2 separate regions of the Mus musculus genome follow, and region 1 is linked to region 2. The links are chromatin loops, found by intact Hi-C in ENCODE. Cell type or tissue: left cerebral cortex. All regions are shown on one strand. Each heading gives the region's core, and the rest is flanking DNA. Links, peaks and the distances in the headings are about the cores only. Region 1 holds the start of Pla2g4e (phospholipase A2, group IVE). Region 2 overlaps Pla2g4e (phospholipase A2, group IVE).

Region 1 (9,640 bases), core at 624-8,623, 70 kb after region 2:
TAGGAACTCAACACACATTTGTTCACCGAGCTAAAAAAGAAGCCGCCTCTAATGTGCTTCCTGGTTTTCTCAGGAGAATGTGGCAAGCCTGAGAAGAGTTTCCCAAGAACACTGGGCAGGGAATGTAACTCCAGGGAGGGAGGCCCAGTCACCCTGATGAGCTGGGATTTACTGGCGGCTACACACTGCCCAGAAAGAAGAGTTCATATGGGTGGTTCTAGACAGAACCCTCCAAATACCAAAGCAGAGAACCGAGAAGAAGCCATTTTAGAATTAGTGAGCTGTTCCTTCAAAAGCTACCATGTGATTATTATCAAGGACTCCATGTACACCATATGTGCCCACATGTCCCTAGTCACACATGACCCCTGCAGAGCTGGCTAAGGCTGTGGCCACTTAATCTCTACACATTTTACAAAGGTCTTCATGGATGACCACCTGAGCAGCCTCTGAAAAAATATCATGGAAATTGACAGTTCATTATAGAGCCCAACGTCACTATAGAGTACCTACGTGCACACTGTGGAATATTAACCAAGCCATAGGGTTATAATTATGAAGTTCCAGAGTTATAGCTCAGTACTAGAGCTATCTTTTTTTTCCCTACCATTTTTGATGCCCTCGGTTTGATGTCCACTACCACACCCAGAAACACAAAAATGTAATCATGAACTTTAGGCTTTAATCTAAAAAACATACCTTAATTTTAATGTATGCCTTGGGATAGATATACCCAAATATTATAAGCCTAATTGCATAATATTATGTAAGAAAAAAACTGAAGGTAGATTATTGTAGTAGGTTGAATGGTTTACAATATATCTGCCTCAATATTTTCCAAACATTTTAAGATAACTATGATTGATGACAATTAAGGGAATATTTGCCAATAACTAATACAGGAGTTTGAATCTTCCAAACATGAAGAAATGATAAATGTCTGATAGCCACATCTACTTAAATGTCACAGTGTGTCCCATAAATATATGAAGCTGCTATGTGTTAAAATACTTTTGGTTTGTTTAGGTGCATTTTGTGTGTGTGTGTGTTTGTGTGTGTGTGTGTGTGTGTGTGTGATGCTGGGGACTGACCCCAGGGCTGTGTGTGTGTGCATGTGTGTAATACTGGGGTTGTATGTGTGTGATGCTGGGGACCGACCCCAGGGCCCTCCCTGTATAAGTAATTTCTGGGTAAGTGCTCTACTACTGAGCTCTCATCCTAACCTCCAAGTATATTTAAATAGTTAATTTTTTTAAAGATCTGTTTTAATTATGTGTATGCATCTGTGTATGGGTGTGTTCATGTGAGTACAGGAGCTCAAAGTGGACAAAAGAGAATGTTGGGTCCCTGGAACATCACAGTTCTCCTCCTGTACTGCATGACAGCAGATGCCATCTCACCCCTCCTGTCCTGTCTGCCACCCTCCCCTCCCTCCGTCTTCCCTACCTGGACTCCAGCACCCGTTACTCTATTCTTTAGTAGTTTCATTTTCTACACGTACAAGGCGGTACACAATACACTACTGACTGCTGAGACATCTCCCCAGCCCCCTCTAGTATATTTTAAAAGAGACTTTAAGTCAGGCATGCTGAGGCAGAGACAGGCAGACCTCTCTGAGTCGGAGGTCAGCCTGATCTGCATAGTAATACTTTGTAGATTCTTTTTTCCCACCCTCCCTCCCTCTCCTCTCACCGTCTGGGTTCACCTGTAGTTTCATCACTACATAGGCGAGAAAGAAGGTTGGAGGGGGGAGAGATGAAGATCCCTGAGTCTAATTTCTTTCCTTTTGCTTCTCCTTTAAGCCTGAGTACTAATAAGCCTCAATTATCCCCTGAATGACCACCAACCACCATCCCTGAGCATCAAGGCTGGAAAGTTTATGCACCCTCAGAAAAGTTCCCAGAACTCCAAACATCACACAATCACAGAAATTATCTGCATCTGAAAAAAAAAAATCATGTTTCTGTTAGAGCACAAAGCAAATCCTGGTCAGCTGCTGCGGGCGTCCCAAGCAGCCCCACACCCCACACCTGGGATTCAAATCTTCATTCCTATAATATTTCTGTGTGGGTTTGTTTGTTTTTTGCCTTTTGTTTTTTTGAGACAGGGTTTCTCTGTATAGCCCTGGCTGTCCTGGAACTCACTCTGTAGACCAGGCTGGCCTCGAACTCAGAAATCCACCTGCCTCTGCCTCCCGAGTGCTGGGATTAAAGGCATGCGCCACCATGCCCGGCTTATTTCTGTGTTTTTAAAAAAAACAGAATTCCAGAACTCTTATATACAGTGCTATGTAGAAAAACCTTATCTTAAAAAATAAATAAGTAAAAACCAAAAAAAAGAAACCTTAGAAGCAAATCTTAAGTTTAATTAAAAATTTAAAAATTTAAGATTAAATGTATTTTATTGTATTAATATCATACATGAAGTGATAGTCACAAAAATGAAATAATAAAATAAAGTATAAGAATTAAATGTCTGTGGTGGCCTATGTCCCAGATAGGTGGCCTCTCTGCTACGAAGCAGATGGAAGAAAGATAAGGGCATCACAGGTACCACGTCATTCCTAAATGCCAATACATGTGGGAAGGGCAAAGGCAGAAGAGAAGAAACCTAAGGATGGCCTCCATTGCTCCCTCAGGTGCTGGGGCCCTGGGCTAAGCAGCTTATCAACTGCCTACCTGCTATGTCTCCATCCATAAGGAAATAGGAAGACAAAGGAGTTGAGGACCTCTTCTGAGCTAACAGGAGGACAGATTACAGAGCAAGGGGTGGGGTCCTAGCTGATTCCCCAGTGTACACCCAGGCTCTCACCCATTTCAATGAGACCAATACTAAACCGCTGGGCCCTAACTGCTGCCATCACCTTTTAACTGAGCCTCTAGGAGTGAGTCAGGAGGCATAGGATGCTGAGCAGGCAAGGATAGGCCAGCGACTTCCTTACCAAGGCAAAGGGGAGGAAGGCTGTCCCAACTCCTGCCTCTCCTTTTTGCATAGCAAGAGAATGCCTAGCTGGCATCCCCTGGGGGCTCTTGGCTGCTCAGCATCTGTGACTCTGAGAAGGGTCACCATAAGAGGTGCCACCCTTCTATAGAGCCATCACTTTGGTTAAGGGGTGGAGCCATGTTCTCCTGAGGGTGGGGCCACCCACAGCATCCCTCACAAGGCTAGGATGCGTGTATGAAGCTGCATCTTCCAGGAACAGGTATGATGACCCTGTGGTCGAAGCTCAGGATGGATCCACCCAGCCAGGGGCCAGACAAAGGGGAGACGGGAGACCAGTAAGGTCTGTAGGAGGTGAGGGGTCCCCAGCCTCTGCTCCTTGTGAGGGAGACATAGGCCAGGCTCACTGATAGACCTCAAAGTGTGAATCACCATTTCATCCCAGATCCCCAGCAACAAACAGAGGGAAGCAGAGAGAGGGAGCTGACGCACTTTGGCTTTTGTACAGTACGACATTTATCAGATAGGACTTATTTAAGATGTTGCTCCCTTCTCAGTAGCATGTTGCCACATGAACAGCACTGCTGTGTGGATTGCGTGTGGACTGCATATTTGAGCACTTGGTACGGTATGTCCCAGGCACTATGCTGGGTCCTTCACTAGCATGGCCTTCTTTCTTCTCAGTATCTCACGAATAGAAATAGATACCCATCTGTCTTAGTCCCTGTTCTATTGTTGTGAAGAGACACCATGACCATACCAACTCTTAGAAGAGAAAGAATTTAATTGGAGGCTGGTTTGCAATTTTAGAGGCTTAGTCTATTTTTAGCATGGTGGGAGCTTGGTGGCAGATTTGGCAGGCATGGTGATGGAGACTTAGTTGGGAGTTATATCCTGATCCGTAGGTGGGGGTGGGGCAGGGGGCTGAGGTGGGTTGGGAAGGGAGGACTACTGGGCCTGGCAGGGGCTTTGAAACCTCAAAGCCCACCCCCAATGACACATTTCCTCCAACAAAGCAACAGTACTAGTCCTACTTCTACCAAAGCGGTCCACTCCCAGGTGACTAAATATTCAAATGTATGAGCCAATGGGGGCCATTCATATTCAAAACCACCTGTGTGATCTTGAATAGATTCCTTAACAAGGCTGAAGGCTCTGGCGTAACTCCAGCTCCAGGGGATCTGACTCCCTCTTCTGCCCTTGTAGATAACTGTACACATGTGACATACACAAACATAGTCACACACATACATATACAAAGCTTTTTTAAAATCTTTAAAAAAAATAGATGTCTAATATCTCCAAGCTTTATCATCTCACTAAGTGCATACATGAATCCTTGCCTAACAGAGTATTGGATACATAGCAGGATACACTCGTTCAAGGGTTACGACTTCTGTTAGCTGGTTTTCTGAACACAAAGAGGTAAAGACAGGTAGGTTGATGGGGTTGGAGAGGGATCACCTCCAGAAAAAGAAAAAAATTAACAAAATCTGAGCTTTAAACTGCAAGAACACATGTGATCTTATTCAGAGTCAGGAGAGGGGCGGGATCAAGTTTAAGGGGACAGGAGCCTTTCCCCTCAGAAAAAAGACATACCTGAGAACTGCAAGAAGCCATGGAAAGTAAAGGTGAGGAGGGCACAGCAGTCTGTGGGTCCTGTGCATCTTCAAATCCACTGCAGTTTCTTCCTAGCTTGCTGTCTTCTTCCCCTTGTGGGTTCTTTGGGACAAGCATGCTGGTCCCCAGGCCATGGTGGCCTTCTGAGGCGTGGGTCATCCCAGCCACGTCTGCTTCATCGGAGTGTGGAATAGACTGCATAGAGCTGGAGCCGATTTTATCCTCAGGGAAGTTCAGGAGAGGTTTGGGAGAAAGGAAAGGTGTCAGCAGGTTCCTCCAGGAGAAATGTCAGATAAATTTTTAAGGAGGGAGGGAGGGAAAGAGGTCACAGCTTCGCTAAGGGAGCGCCGGAAACATTTCGAGCAACCTGGTTGGCAAGAGTAAAAGAAAGGTTCCGTGGTGTGCAGAGGGTCAGCACGCAACAAGGACTGCGCCGCCGCCGCCGCCCCGCACTACGTAGTGCTAGACGAGGAGAGACCGGCTTTGCAGAGCTGCGATTCAGGCTCGGGGCTGTCTCCAGCTCTGCACTGCAAGAGCTATTTTTAAGCGTGAAACTCAATATATCCCAGAGAAGGGGGGCGGGGGCTGGCGATATGCCTGAGGCTAGCAGGATCTAAAGGAGACTCGCATTCTCATCCCGTAAAGCCATTGCTCAATTGTTGCTCCTCATCCCGCATCTCTGTTTTGAGCTATGAAAACAAATACCCACCTCTAGGCTCTCAGCTGATGGTGGAGACTGGTCATTAACCTTGCCTCTCATTTCGTCTGGCTTGATAAATGATATGATGAAGTTGAAAGAGAATGCACCATGGTATTATGTTTAAAATCACAAAAACAAAAGCAAGCCAGGTCCTCTAGAAGAGCAGCATGCGCTCCTGACCGCAGAAGCTGAGCTGCCTCTCCAGCGCCATCTTGCAGTGCGCTAACACAACACGCTTGCTTAGTTTTTTCTCTTTTTCCTTTCCCCCAAATTTTTTATATATTATACATCCCAATCACAGTCCCATTCCCTCCTCACCTCCCAGTCCCGCCCTTACAAAACCCTTCTCCCATTATCCTCTCCCCTTCTCCTCAGAGGCGGGAGAAGACACACCCCCTTCTTGGGTACCAACTACTCTGGATCATCTAGTCCCAGCAGGACTAAGCACCTCCTCTCCCGCTGAGACCCAACCAAGAAGTCCAGGTATGGGAAGGGACTCTAATGGCAGACAACAGAGTCAGAGACAGCACCCCCTCCAATTGTTAGGGGACCCACATGAAGACCAAGCTGCACATTTGCTACAGGGCATGCTCTTTGGATAATGGTTCATTCAGTCTTTGAGCTCCCATAGGTCCGGTTAGTTGATTCTGTGGGTCTTCTTGTGGTGTTCTTACCCCTCTGGCTTGATCAATTCTATCCCCCACTTTTCTTTTCTTTTTTCTTTTTTAATATTTATTATATTTATTAAAGTACACTGTAGCCGTCTTCAGACACACCAGAAGAGGGCATCAGATCTCTTTTACAGATGGTTGTGAGCCACCATGTGGTTGCTGGGAATTGAACTCAGGACCTCTGGAAGAGCAATCAGTGCTCTTAACTGCTGAGCCATCTCTCCAGCCTCTATCTCCCACTTTTCCACAGGACTCCCCAAACTCTGCCTGATGTTTGGCTGTGGGTCTCTATTTCCCTTTACTGCTGGATGAAGCCTCTCAGGAGACAGTTATGCTAGGCTCCTGTCTGCAAGCAGAGCAGAGCATCATTAACAGTGTCAGGGGTTGGCTCTCTCACATGGCATGGGTTTCAAGTTGGGCAGCCATTGGTTGGCCGTTCTCAGTCTCTGCGCCATCTTCATCTCTGTGCATTTTATAGGAAGGACAAATTTTGGGGTGAAGGTTTTGTGGGTGGGTTGATGTCCCCCTCCCTCCACTGGAAGTCCCACCTGGCTACTGGAAGAGCTGGTAGGTAGAGATCTCAGCTAAGGCTACCCCCATAGACTCCCTGTAGCCTCCTCCCAACCCAGGTCTCCAGCTTGTCCCAGAGATGCTCCCCCCACTGATTTCCATTCTCACTCCCAGCCCCCTCCCTCCCCTTCCCACACCTGATCATCACCATCCCTGTTCCTTTCTTCACCTCCTCTCCCACCCAGTCCCGCACTCCATCCACCTCTGATGACTATTTTGTTTCCCTCTGAGTGAGATTCTCACATCCTCCCCTGAGTCCTCCTTATTACCCAGTTTCTTTGGGTCTGTGGATTGTAGCATAGTTATCTTGCTCTTTATGGTTACTGTCCACTTATAATTAAGAACACACCACACGCCTCTTTCTGGGTCTCAGAACCTCACTCAGGGTGATATTCTCAAGTTCGATCCAGTTGCACAGCAGGCACCTTACTTTCTGAGCCATCTCCCCAGCCTCAGAAGTAAAGATTTCTTTTGGTTAATATTTCGGGGGCTTCATGAAGACAAAGGGGAGCTTATGTACCTCTATGCTGAGTTCTCTGTCCTGGGGAACCTTCTGTTCCTCAATACCCTGCCCCCCCCAATTCCCGCACTCAAGTAAGACCTAGAATGATGGTGGGAGCATGGGCCCAGGCAGCTGAGCAGTTAGAGTCTGGCCATGGGTCTGATCTGGTGTCAGTGCGTGCATGTGTGTGTGCGTGCGTGCGTGCGTGCGTGTGTGCGTGCGTGTGATGATGCAGGTGTGTAGATGGCAGCTCACTGTAATGGGAGAATAGAGGTGTCCTTCCCTGCCTCATAGGATGCTTCTGTGATTTAACCCTTAAATAGCCCCTACAGGCTCAATGCCAGTTGGTGGCATTATTTTGGGGAACCATGGAACCTTGAAAAAGTGTTCTTGCTGGCATAGCAGCTATAGACCTTTGAAGTTATAGACCCAACCCCTGGCTCTGGCCCTACTACTCTCTACTTCCTGGACTGACACATGTAAGGAGCCTTCATCAGGAACTTCATGATGCCTTCCCATCATGCCTTGCCTGCTATGATGGACTGAACCCCCTGAAACTCAGGGTGATATTCTCAAGTTCTTTTAAAGATTTATTTATTTATTTATTTATTTATTTATTTATTTATTTATTTATTATATGTAAGTACACTGTAGCTGTCTTCAGACACTCCAGAAGAGGGCGTCAGATCTTGTTACAGATGGTTGTGAGCCATCATGTGGTTGCTGGGATTTGAACTCTGGGCCTTCGGAAGAGCAGTTGGGTGCTCTTACCCACTGAGCCATCTCACCAGCCCCGAGCCAAAACAAATCCATGCAATTGTTTCATACCATGTGAAGTAATGGTAGTCCCCATGATGCCACATCGTACCCTTTCTCCTCTCTCCCTCTCTCTCTCTCTCTCTCTCTCTCTCTCTCTCTCTCTCTCTCTCTCTCTCTCTCTCTGAAATTTGCATTCATTTATTAACTTTTGTGCAGGGAGACACACACAGTACACTTAAGAAGTTCGATTCTCAGCCGGGCATGATGGCACACACCTTTAATCCCAGCACTTGGGAGACAGAGGCAGGTGGATTTCTGAGTTCAAGGCCAACCTGGTCTACAAAGTGAGTTCCAGGACAGCCAGGGCTACACAGAGAAACCCTGTCTCGAAGAAACTAAAAAAAGAAGAAGAAGAAGAAAGAAGAAGAAGAAGAAAGAAGAAGAAGAAGAAGAAGAAGAAGAAGAAGGAGGAGGAAGAGGAGGAGGAGGAGGAAGAGGAAGAGGAAGAGGAGGAGGAGGAAGAAGAAGAAGAAGAAGAAGAAGAAGAAGAAGAAGAAGAAGAAGAAGAAGAAGAAGAAGAAGAAGAAGAAGAAGAAGAAGAAGAAGAAGAAGAAGTTGTTCGATTCTCTCCTTCCACCAGGTGGATTCTGGAGATAGAATTCAAGGCATGGTGGCAAGCACCTTTATTCACTGAGTCTTCTTGCCAGCCCACTTTCCTCCTCTTCTTCCTTCTGCTCTCCAAGACCCTCTCCTTGCTTGGGTCTAGCTCCCGGTTGTGCTCCATGCTCTGGAGTTTCGCCTCAGCAGAGAGGGTACAAGTGGGGACAATTTGGGACTTGGAACATGTGTCCTATCCTGTGGGCAGAGAGGAGCCCAGTTGAGCCTTCCATGCTTCCGAATCTGAATCCTTTAAGAACGTTTTTGTTCCAACAGACATTCTAGGTGACCAGAGCCCAGTCCCCGTCCATTCCCTACTTGGATAGAATGAGAAGACCCCATGTTTCCCATAGTGATGCCACTGGATTCTTGATGATACTGGCCCCTGATGAGGTCAGTCGACACCATCCTGAATAGCAAGTGTGCTCTGAACTCAAATACACAGACAGTGAAATATTTATAATGACTCCTCCTCAGCCAGAGCTCTGGACCTATGGTGCTTTGTCAATGTGTCCTCTGTCCCTGAAGGGGACTGGTGCAGGGCAAAGGGGCCCACAGGTGGTCAGAGAAGTGAGGTGTTAGGAAGCAAAGAGGGAAAGAGGAACAAGGCACTGAGTGACAGAAGCAGCTAAAGGTGAATGTTACAGGGTGACACCAATGCCTTATGAGGTGATGAGCTACAGAATGACGCTCATGGGGTCACATTACTCATAACCTTACAGTTACAAGTGTTATGTTAAAGGGTGACACGGTACAAGGTGACATATTACGGGGTAACACCTTATGGGGTGACACGGTACAAGATGACACATTACCAAGGGCGGTTGGGAAGGTTTTGTGGAGGGCCAGGTAGCTTTAAAATGATTGTTTTGGTTTCTCCCTTTCTTACAGCCTTGAAGACATAAACACTTTTATAAGAAGCATACTAATTTAGTAACTTTTTCTCCATAGTCTATTTTATGGAAACTACATGAGATTGGTAAAAAGAAAGGGGGTGGTGCTCAGGTGGATTAAGGAAGGCTGTATATTTTTCCAATTGTTTAAGGCAGGAAAGTACTTTTAAATTTATATAATTCTAAATAAAAGAAGGGAGAGGGATTTTTCAGAGCAAATGTAACTAAACCAATTTAATTCCTCATTGGTTTTCAACAGAATAATAGTTTTCTGTTTCCATTTTTTCACGTATTTTTATTGGGATCAAGTCTTTCTTGAATACCATAA
Region 2 (9,640 bases), core at 1,174-9,173:
CTCTGTGTAGCCCTGGCGTCCTGGAACTCGCTCTGTAGACCAGGCTGGCCTCGAACTCAGAAATCCGCCTGCCTCTGCCTCCCAAGTGCTGGGATTAAAGGCATGTGCCACCAACGCCCGGCTCATTGCTCTCATTTTTGTCTGTAATTCCCTTCTTCTCCCAGCTTTAGGCTGGATTTTATGTCAAAGTCAACCGGAAAAAAAAAAAAAAGAAAAGAAAAAAACAAAACAAACCAAAAAACAAAAACCAAAAAGCTCAGGATTTTCCCTTAAAGAGAAAGTAGTAGTAGTAATAATATAAATTCAATTCCCAGCAACCACATGGTGGCTCACAATATTTCTAATGGGATCTGATGCCCTCTTCTGGTTTGTCTGAAGATAGCTACAGTGTAGCCATATACACTATATGTGTGTGTGCGTGTATCAACAATACCACCATTGGTCACCTGTGTGATCATATGGAAAAAAATTTAAAAATAAGATACTACAAACGAATCATGATTTTTTTTTCAGCTGAAAAATGACCAAGTATATCAGATGCTCAAACGTGATAATAAAGTTGCCATTTACTGAGTGCATGTAAACCCCAAGTCCCAGCGCATGAAAGCCGGCCAGTTGCCTGTGAGATTTAGTCCTCTAGCCTGCACCGTGCCATGCCTTAGTCTCAGAGTGTGTTTGCAGAGCACATTCTTCCATTGCAGCCGCTCAGGCCTCTGAGGTGATGGTGCTGTAACCGCGCAGGAGCCCTGAAGCCGGGGATGTCTCTGTAATACTTGCCTTTGTCTGGGATCCTGCGCAGTAATTGAGGTGGATGATAAGGTCGACTTTTCTCTCTGGCCTAAGGAGGGGTGCGTAGCTGGAGTTGACAAAGAACGCAGTGTCCAGCAGGTTCAGGTGTTTTGCAAACTGTGTCAGCTGGTTTGGGAAGGTGTCCAGTACTGTGTCTGAAAGTCAAGCCTTCTCGTTACCATCCTACCAGGTGACCTGATGTCAGCTGTGGGTGAGGTGAAGGCCCTGGTATGTACTGAGTGCCCTCCCTGGAACTTTCTCTCTTCAGCCCCGGCCTCTAGCCTCCCACATACTCCCTAGGGCACTGAGTCCTACTTTTCTGTGTAGGCTAGTGGACACCAGCATGCTCTTGAAGCTTTAGCAAGTCTTCTATGGGTTATGCACACAAACCCACTGTGACCCATCCATAGACCTAGTGGTGAAGAAAGGGCTTAAGGGCATCTTATAAACTATGGATACCCACGGACCCAGAGTTATCAGCCCCGTTGTCACCAGAAAGCAAGGACAAAATAACAGTCCATGCTGAAGGGAATTTGCAGGCTGTGGACAAATAAAACAACAGAGAAGATTGCCATATGGTGGGATAGGACGAATGTTAGCCCTAGTCCCTAAAGCCTTTTCAAGGAGGCATACAGAATCCCAGCTATGAGAGTGTGGCCTAAGGCCTGGGGCTGTGAGACTGAGCTGGGTTGTGTGTCCTCAACTGCAATGGGGGCACCACTCACAGTCAAAGGTGCTCCCAAAAGATATTGCTAAAAAAGTCCATATTTTTCCATTTGTACAACTGGGCCAACTTCTGAAGCTGGAACTGCTAGGAAGATTCTGTGGTCACAGTCAATTAACTAATTAATGCCTATATTGCCCCCTGCTGGCAAAGCCATATTCATTCAAGCTCTCAGTCATAAATAGAGTGTCATGCCCTGCCCCACTCCCCTCCTCGCCACCTCCCTTACCCAAGCTGGCTGTGTTCTGCCCATTAACATGACCAGAGGAGACCATCTTCCTCTATGGCCACATCCATGCTTGCTTTTCCTTCCTCCCAACTTTGCCAGCCCAGGTTGTGGTACCTTTCCACATAGAGAACTGCCTGTTCTGTAAGTAGTCAGTATGCAGCTGCATCCCGTACAGGAAGTTGTGGAACTCAGACACGAAGGGCCTGCGTGTGAGGATTTCTCGGAAGGTGTTGGACAGCCATGTCGTTGGGATCACTACTGTGGTCTCTAGGGGGTTATCGTCACACCTAGGGATTTCAGGCAGGATGGGATCATCTTCTGTAGGGAGAAGGGATAGAGGGCAGGTTACAAAAGCTGGGGTAGTACCTGGTTGCTTGACCCCAGAGAGCGATCCATTTTATGAGACAAGGGTGGAGGATATGGAGGGTATAGAAAAGGAGAAAGAGAAGGTAGGAAGGCCCCGGCGAGGATGGCGAGCCCAGAAGTTTGGTTTTTCTCTGTGCTCACAGATTCCCTAGGCTTATCAGCTCTCTGGATATCAGAAGCATCCTTCTGGCCTCAGCATGAGTACCGCCTACAACCGCCCTGCCCCCAGTGATGCTCTAGGCAAACTGCCTTCCCATGTCTGGGGTGATGTGGAAACCCTGACAGGCAATCAGTCCTTGCTTCATGACCCATACCCAGTATATTCACTACCCAAGAGGGGAACTAGGGTGTCACCCACCGATGTCATGCAGTCTCTCCCTTGTCCACCTATAGAAAAACTCCTCTGAGGTGTGAGACAAATTCCAGGCATCAAGCAGGTTCAGGGAAAAGATGCTACTCCACAACCCTAGAGAAGCAGAGAGGTCATGAGCAACTGTCCCCAGACTCCCTGCCTGCCCACCCCAACTCTCACTGGTTCGGCCTTATCCCCATGCCTACTCTAGGCCAGGCTATTTGGAGGGTGGGGCAGGGCAGGGCCGACTTGGATTTCTGTCTCCCACAGGACAGTTCTATGCAGACTGACGGTACCAATGCTCAGCTCTTTTTCTCCCTTCCCTCAGTGCAGGGAGCAGGGAGTGCTTAAGGCATAGCTATGTCGGGGAATGACAGCTGAAAGTGTAGGCTTTAAGTTCAGGCCCTGCTCTGATCTTGCATCAGTCTACATGAAGAAAGCATTAAGACAGTATCTGGTATACAGTAAGCCTTGATACACATAAGGCTGGATCTTACTTTTAATGTAAAATTTATATAGTAATATTATAAAGATACATTAAAATTTCAATAATAATAATAATAATAAAGCCAGATATAGGAACTCACATCTGTAGTCCCAGTAGGGAGGTTGAAGCAAGAGGACTGACATGAATTTGAAACTAGCCTAGGATATTTATAAAATAAGTTCCAGGCCCACCTGGGCTACAGAGTGAGACCCTATCGCCAACAAGCAAATACTAATGATTATATTCTTAACTTAATTTAATTTCTCATCTTACATGGAGATGAGAAAACAGGTCCAGAGAAATTAGGTAATAGACAACCTCTGTGCAGCTAACATGTGAAGAACCAGATCAAACTGATCTACAGGTTTGAGAAGCATATGGGACCAAGTCTCAGGGAAGAAGGAACTGTGGGTTGTGAGCTGCAGTGTGGAGTTCGTAGAAGAAATGAGCCTTGAGTTAGATTTTCTGAAATGGGTTGCTCTGGAGTAAGTCGATAGACATCCTGTTTAAATAAAAGAAGTTCAAGCCGGGTGGTGGCGCATGCCTTTGATCCCGGCCCTCGGGAGGCAAAGGCAGGCGGATTTCTGAGTTCGAGGCCAGCCTGGTCTACAAAGTGAGTTCCAGGACAGCCAGAGCTGTCCTGTCAGTCTGTCAGTATACAGAGAAACCCTGTCTCCAAAAACAACAACAAAACAAACAAACAAAAAAAGAAGTTTAAACAGCAGCCCTTGAAGCTGTAATGATAGGCTTATTTTCTGAGGTCACTTTTTGCAGATGAGACTCTGAAGCAAAGGACAAAGATTGGCTGTCACAGTCCGTGGACCCTGTACTCAGTGACCTTGGCTTCTGAGGAACCAAAGAGCAAGGAACAGGGAGCTGGCTAGGCTTCCCCAACCAGTGGCTCTGTCCTTTCTGTTGGGGGTCTTCTCTGCCTGGGATCTGAGATGCTGTGTCTTTCCTGCAAGCAGACCCACTGCTGCCTGGAGCCAGGCAGGGAGAAAGTTGGGGTGCTAATCTTCTCTCTCATGGGGCTGGAGAGATGGCTCAGTGGTCAAGAGCACTGACTGCTCTTCTAGATAGAGGTCCTGAGTTCAAATCCCAGCCACAAATATCTTTTTAAAAATCTTTTTTTCCTATCTCAGCTTTCCATATCTCAGATCTTCCATGCAAGATCTTCTGAGTAAACCTCAAATAGACCACAGGAGCCCAGGGTGCTGGGATCCTCCCTTTACTGAAGTCTCCCTGGGCCTAACAGGCTTTGGGAAGATTAGAGCAGTTGCGATCTGGAAGTAGATTCAGGAGCTCCTCCTGGTTTCATGCAAAGCAGCAAATCCAGAAAGTTCAAGAGCTCAAGGCTAAGCAAGGCGACCAGCAATGGGCCCGGATTCTCCCTGTTATCTGTTAGTCAAAGGCAGGCCTGGCCCTCTCTGGGGCTGAGTATCTTAGGGAGTCACCTAGCATGTAGCACATCTCCGGCTCAGGAATCCTCTTCATCAGCCGCCCCATGAAGAACTCGGAGCCAAATAACTCGCTGGGGATGAAGGCTCCGTACTTCTGCATGCCCACCTCGTAGGGGGAGAACTCGAACCATTCTGTACACAGGGAACAACATTAGTCTCAGGTTGGGGAGTCATCCACACAGCCTTCCCTCCAGCCCCCCAGTGGCTCCAGGGCCATGGGGAGCTTGCGATTGCAAGTTGCAGTTCCCCTTTGTTACACAAGGGGGCACTTGCTGCAGGACAAAACAACTCTACAAATCGCTGGGCTCAACTTTTGCTCCCTGAAGTTGGATAAACAGGGGCAAAAATGGACCCTTCTACGTTCCCCTTTTGAGCAGCCTGAGAAAATCTTAGAGTTTCATTTTTCACCGTCTTCATTTCTCACTGACTCTTTAGATAAGCCCCGGAACGTTAGGAGACACTGCCTGATCGGCTCCACTTATGAGGGAGATTTCTTCAGCTGTGGGGCACTGTTTATTGATGTGGAGATTGGTAAAGGGTGTGTTGTACCCGCCAAGAAGGGACCCCATCTAAGTCACTAGCCAGCAGCGTTACCTCTGAAATCCTGGTTGCTTACATCATCCTTGACATTGATGGTGAGGTAGATGGGCAGAGGGTTCTGTCCCCTGCACAGAGCAGCTCGCTGATCTGACAGCTTGCATTCGTTTTTCTGTAGGGACACCAATGCTTAGCGGAGGTTGCTGACACTAAGTCAGTGAAGAACAAGAGAACAATCGGAACCCTTAACAGCTATTTCCAGGCTCCAGATGCCCCCAGGTGACTTGTATTGGCTGCAGCCGACTGGAGCTGTCAACTCTTAAATGCATTTGGAGAATGCATAGCTTCTTCTTAGGCTGCCTGGCAGCTAAGTAGGGTGGGGCTGGCTCTGTAATTTAAGGCTGTCTCCTGGGGTCTCAGGGTTCTCGTGTCTCAGGAGCTAGAGGATCTGGTGGAGGTCAGAAAGGGCACCATGGTTCCTTCTTAGTGCTATTATTTCCCATTCACTACTGAACCTGAGTGGCACCAGGAAATTTTGTCTTATTATTTTGGTGTGTTGGGTTCTCTCAAAATTTAAGAGGAAAATCTCTTTCCCCTGTCCCTCCCTCCTTATTTCTTCCTTCCTTCCTTCCTACCTTCCTTCCTTCCTTCCTACCTTCCTTCCTTCCTTCTTTCCTTCCTACCTTCCTTCCCTCTCTCCCTCCTTTCTTCTTTCCTTCCTTTCTCCCTCCCTCCCTCCTTCCTTTCCTCCTTTTTTTCCTTCCTTTCTCCCTCCCTCCCTCTCCCTCCCTCCCTCCTTTCTTCCTTTCCTCCTTCCTAACTAGAGGCTTAAAAACCTGAAAGTAGGTGACAGTCTAGGTAAACCCCAAGTCCCAAGAGTTCTGTGTGTCATTAAGGCAAATCCTGACACCTGGGCCACTGTGTCCCAAAGTGAATCAGGCAGCACAAATGAGGCAAAGCTGAGGTACTAGGGACCCAAGCTCTGACTATCTGTGGTTACCCTGTGCATAAAGACTCCGGACCCTGGGTGGAATGGCAAACACTTGTGCTGGCCAACAACTCTTAGCCCTTCTCTGAAGCAAAATAGGGTACTTATCACACGTGGACCCAGAGATCTGAACAATATAGGATTAAATGTCCTAAAAGTAAAGCCACAGACTCAGGGAAGAGCCCAGTTGGGTCAGGAGTACTGGAGGGCAGTGGGTTCCTGCTGCAGCCAGAGTGGAAGAGCAGAGGCCTCCTCCTAGCCGTGCCTCTCTCCTCCTAGCCCAGTTCTTCATTGCACGAGAGCCTCAGAACACTCAGACTCTCTGCCTAGAAAGCTGTCGTGTTTTCTCCTCATCATGTGGGCTACTATCGATTATTATTGCTACAAATTGTTTTGATGCCCGTTGTGATATTGCATGCTTTTAATCCCATCATGTGGGAGACAGAGGCAGATGGATCCAAGGCCCTCTTCTGACCTCTGTGGGCACACGTGGTACAACCCCCCCCACCCCCCACAGACACCCCACACACACACACACATACACACACGGAGGTGAAACAATCATACACATAAAATAAATCTAAATAATTATCTTTCACCTAAAAAAAATGAAAGAGGAATAAGTAAATATTACAGATGAGAGCTAGCCCAGTTTGGTGGCACATTCAGGTAATCCCAGCACTTGGAAGGAGGAAGCAAGAGAATAACTACAAGTTCAAAGCCAGCTCCAACTATGTGAGTCCCAGGCTAGCCTGGGCTATACAATGTGAGACTTTATCTCAGAACAACAACAAAAAATAAGAGTCAACTTATTGTTGACTGCTCAAAATGCCTCATTTCCTTTTCTTTTTATGTGTTTCATGTGTTTATATGTGTGGTATGCACACATATACTTAATGTGTGTTTGCATGCATGATGGTGTATGCAAGTGTGTATGTATGTATATATGTATGTATGTGTGTGTATGTGGGTGTATGTGTGTGTACATGTGTATGTATGTGTGTGTATATGTGTGTATGTGTGTATAGATTCCAAGGTTGACATCAGCTGTCTTCTTCAATTGCTTCTTACTTTGTTTGTTGAGGAAGGGTCTCTTGCTGGATCAGGAACTTAACACAAGGGTCTTGCTGTGAGTCTTTCCAGGCCACACAACACTTACATGCTTCTGTTTGGTTTTTCCTTGTCTTTGTGGGGTCAGACTGAAAGCATGATTAACAGCTCTCTAGCTCTGCTCAGCTCCTTTCCCATTTTCTCCTGTGGATGCTTTGGAATGGCTTTCAGAAAATACGCTTCGTGTATGCAGGGGAGCACCCAGGCTCGCCCAACATGGGGTCTTAGTTCTCTGAAAGGGATGTGAAAGATGACCTCACCATCTTTATCACCCCAATATGTGTTTGGACACCCCATGATTCTTCCAGCATGATGGTGCACCTGCAGGTCTAACCTAATGTTTTTGGCCATAGAGGCTCAGAGGAGGAAAGACTATGATTTGATACCAGTCTAGGCAGGTGGGACCCAGGAAAGACTTGAACACTCACTTTATCTCCCAGACTGTACTCGATCAGCTTGCCCCAAAAGTCTGTAAACGTGGTCTTATAGCCCTCCTGGCTATGCTTTTGGAGGTCCTCTCGCCATTTGTAGAGCTGATCTGGGAACAGGGCAGGCATCTTGTCTTTGACAACATGTCTCCGGGCCTCAAAGACAACAGTCTCCAGGTTTTTGGAGGACCACTCAGGATCACTGTACAAGGTAGCCATAGTCCTGGTGAGAGACAAGCACAGATGACCCTAGACCTGGTCTGAGCAACTCTATGTCCAGATGGGACAGAAGATGGGCAGATCATGAGATCATGGGGAGTCCCAAACCTGGCAGGAGAAGAGCCCAGAGGAGAGGGAATGAGGGAGGCCTGTGGCAAGAGACAAGCAAACACTGCACCTCGTAACTGACCGTTTCCCTCTCTTGAATGCATGTTGTATGTTGGGTGTATCACGATAGTTGAGATAAGAATTCTGGGCTCAGGGCTGGAGAGATGGCTCAGTGGTTAAGAGCACCGACTGCTCTTCTGAAGGTCCTGAGTTCAAATCCCAGCAACCACATGGTAGCTCACAACCACCCAGAATGAGATCTGATGCCCTCTTCTGGTTCTGGTGCATCTGAAGACAGCTACAGTGTACTTAGATATAATAATAAATAAATCTTAAAAAAAAAAAAAGATTTCTGGGCTCAGATCTTCCTGGGTTCAAAACCAAGCTCTACCACTCACTTGCTATGTGATCTTGGGGAAGCTACTTAGCCACTCTTTGCCTCAGTGTCCCTAACTGAAGTGGCAAAGAATTGTGATTGGTGTACCCAGCTCATACAGTTCTTGTAAAAAAAAATTAAAAAATCATAAAAGCTAGCATTGTGTGAAGCACCAGAGCTGTGAAGAGGTAGGGATGGGAACATCTGATTCCTGGATTGGCTGATTCCGGACTAGGACACTAATTCAAGCTTCACTTCCTGGAGCCCAGAGCTGCTCTTCCAGAGGACCCAGATTCAACTTCTAGTACCTACATAACAGCTTACAACTATCATTAACTCCAGATCTAGGGGATCCAACACCCTCTTCTGGCCTCTGCAAGCACCAGGCATGCACATGCTGCACAGAAATACATGCAGGCAAAACACTCACATACTTAAAGTAAGTATTGAAAAGGTTTGTTTCATCTCGTTGCTCCTCCTCTGCCTCTTCTCCTTCCCCTTCTTTCTCATTCTCCACCCCCTCTTTTCCTCCTTAACTTTTATGTGAGCCGGGCGTGGTGGCGCGCACGCCTTTAATCCCAGCACTCCGGAGGCAGAGGCAGGCGGATTTCTGAGTTCGAGGCCACCCTGGTCTACAGAGTGAGTTCCAGGACAGCCAGGGCTATACAGAGAAACCCTGTCTCGAAAAACCAAAAACCAAACCAAACCAAACCAAACCAAAACAAAACAAAAAAACCTTTTATGTGGACTGTGGTGAATGGAGGCAGCAAGGCTGGGCCTGAGGTCCTCTCTGTCTCCTGCTTGCCCCACAGAAGTCCAGCATGGCTCCGCTGAAGCGACTTAACTTTACAGTTATTTGGTAGCGGCCTTTGAACACAGGCCCTGGACTGAGTTAAAGCCCAGGTTTGGGGTCCAGTAAGATGGTTCAGCAGGGAAAGATGATTGCTGACAAGCATGGCTACCTGAGTTTGATCCTGGGCATCTCTGTGGTAAGAGGAAAGAACCAAGACCTGAAAGTTGTCCTCCACACGGGCATAGTCACACAAGCATTGTGTGAGTACACACGGACACATAATTTAAAATAATCTTTTAGAAGAAAGCTTTAAAAACTCCAGTCACGAGCTGAATGACCTTGACAAGCAATGGTCAGCTAACTCTCTGTTCTCCAGTTCAGTGGTCCTTAGCTGGGTCTGGGTCTGACTCTGTTGGATCAAACTTCTGTATGTCAACGTAGGGAAGGGCCCTCTTTATTCTGTTCCAGAGCACCCACAGTGGCAGGAGAATTTGTCTAAGGACTCCCAATATACAAACAAGTGTCTCCTTCCTTCTTAGGACTGGTTCCAAGAAAGATGGAAAATGGTGGGATTTCTTCTACAGATAGTACCCTGCCCTCCATAAAACTTATTTGTTACTTTCATACTTTTGAAAAGTTTCCCCAAACCCATTGCTAGTGTTTTATTAATTTAG

The links. A loop is a pair of places that touch in the nucleus more often than their neighbours do. Peaks named below come from ENCODE experiments on the same cell type or tissue, not always from the same donor. Only the 100,000 strongest peaks of a DNase experiment are listed, where the experiment ranks them.
Region 1: a loop joins it to region 2, with 2.5 times the contacts of the local background. A loop is called at or near these places in 6 of 42 quality-filtered maps.

The regions. Positions count from the first base shown.
Region 1 is chr2:120,240,147-120,249,786 of GRCm38, forward strand. It overlaps Pla2g4e (phospholipase A2, group IVE), which reads right to left and starts at 5,189. Exons shown (of 20, transcript NM_177845.4): 1 at 4,540-5,189. The coding sequence starts at 4,761. In left cerebral cortex, for the core only: a CTCF peak has its summit at 5,472; DNase peaks (open chromatin) are centred at 3,266, 3,688, 4,065, 5,152 and 1 more place; H3K4me3 peaks cover 3,182 bases; H3K27ac peaks cover 3,034 bases.
Region 2 is chr2:120,169,252-120,178,891 of GRCm38, forward strand. It overlaps Pla2g4e (phospholipase A2, group IVE), which reads right to left. Exons shown (of 20, transcript NM_177845.4): 13 at 7,471-7,693; 14 at 5,002-5,116; 15 at 4,402-4,539; 16 at 2,467-2,574; 17 at 1,857-2,060; 18 at 778-944. Among named protein-coding and RNA genes, the nearest start is that of Ehd4, 19 kb to the left of the region's middle. In left cerebral cortex, for the core only: CTCF peaks have their summits at 1,656 (motif pointing left), 4,651 (motif pointing right) and 8,138; DNase peaks (open chromatin) are centred at 1,646 and 4,654.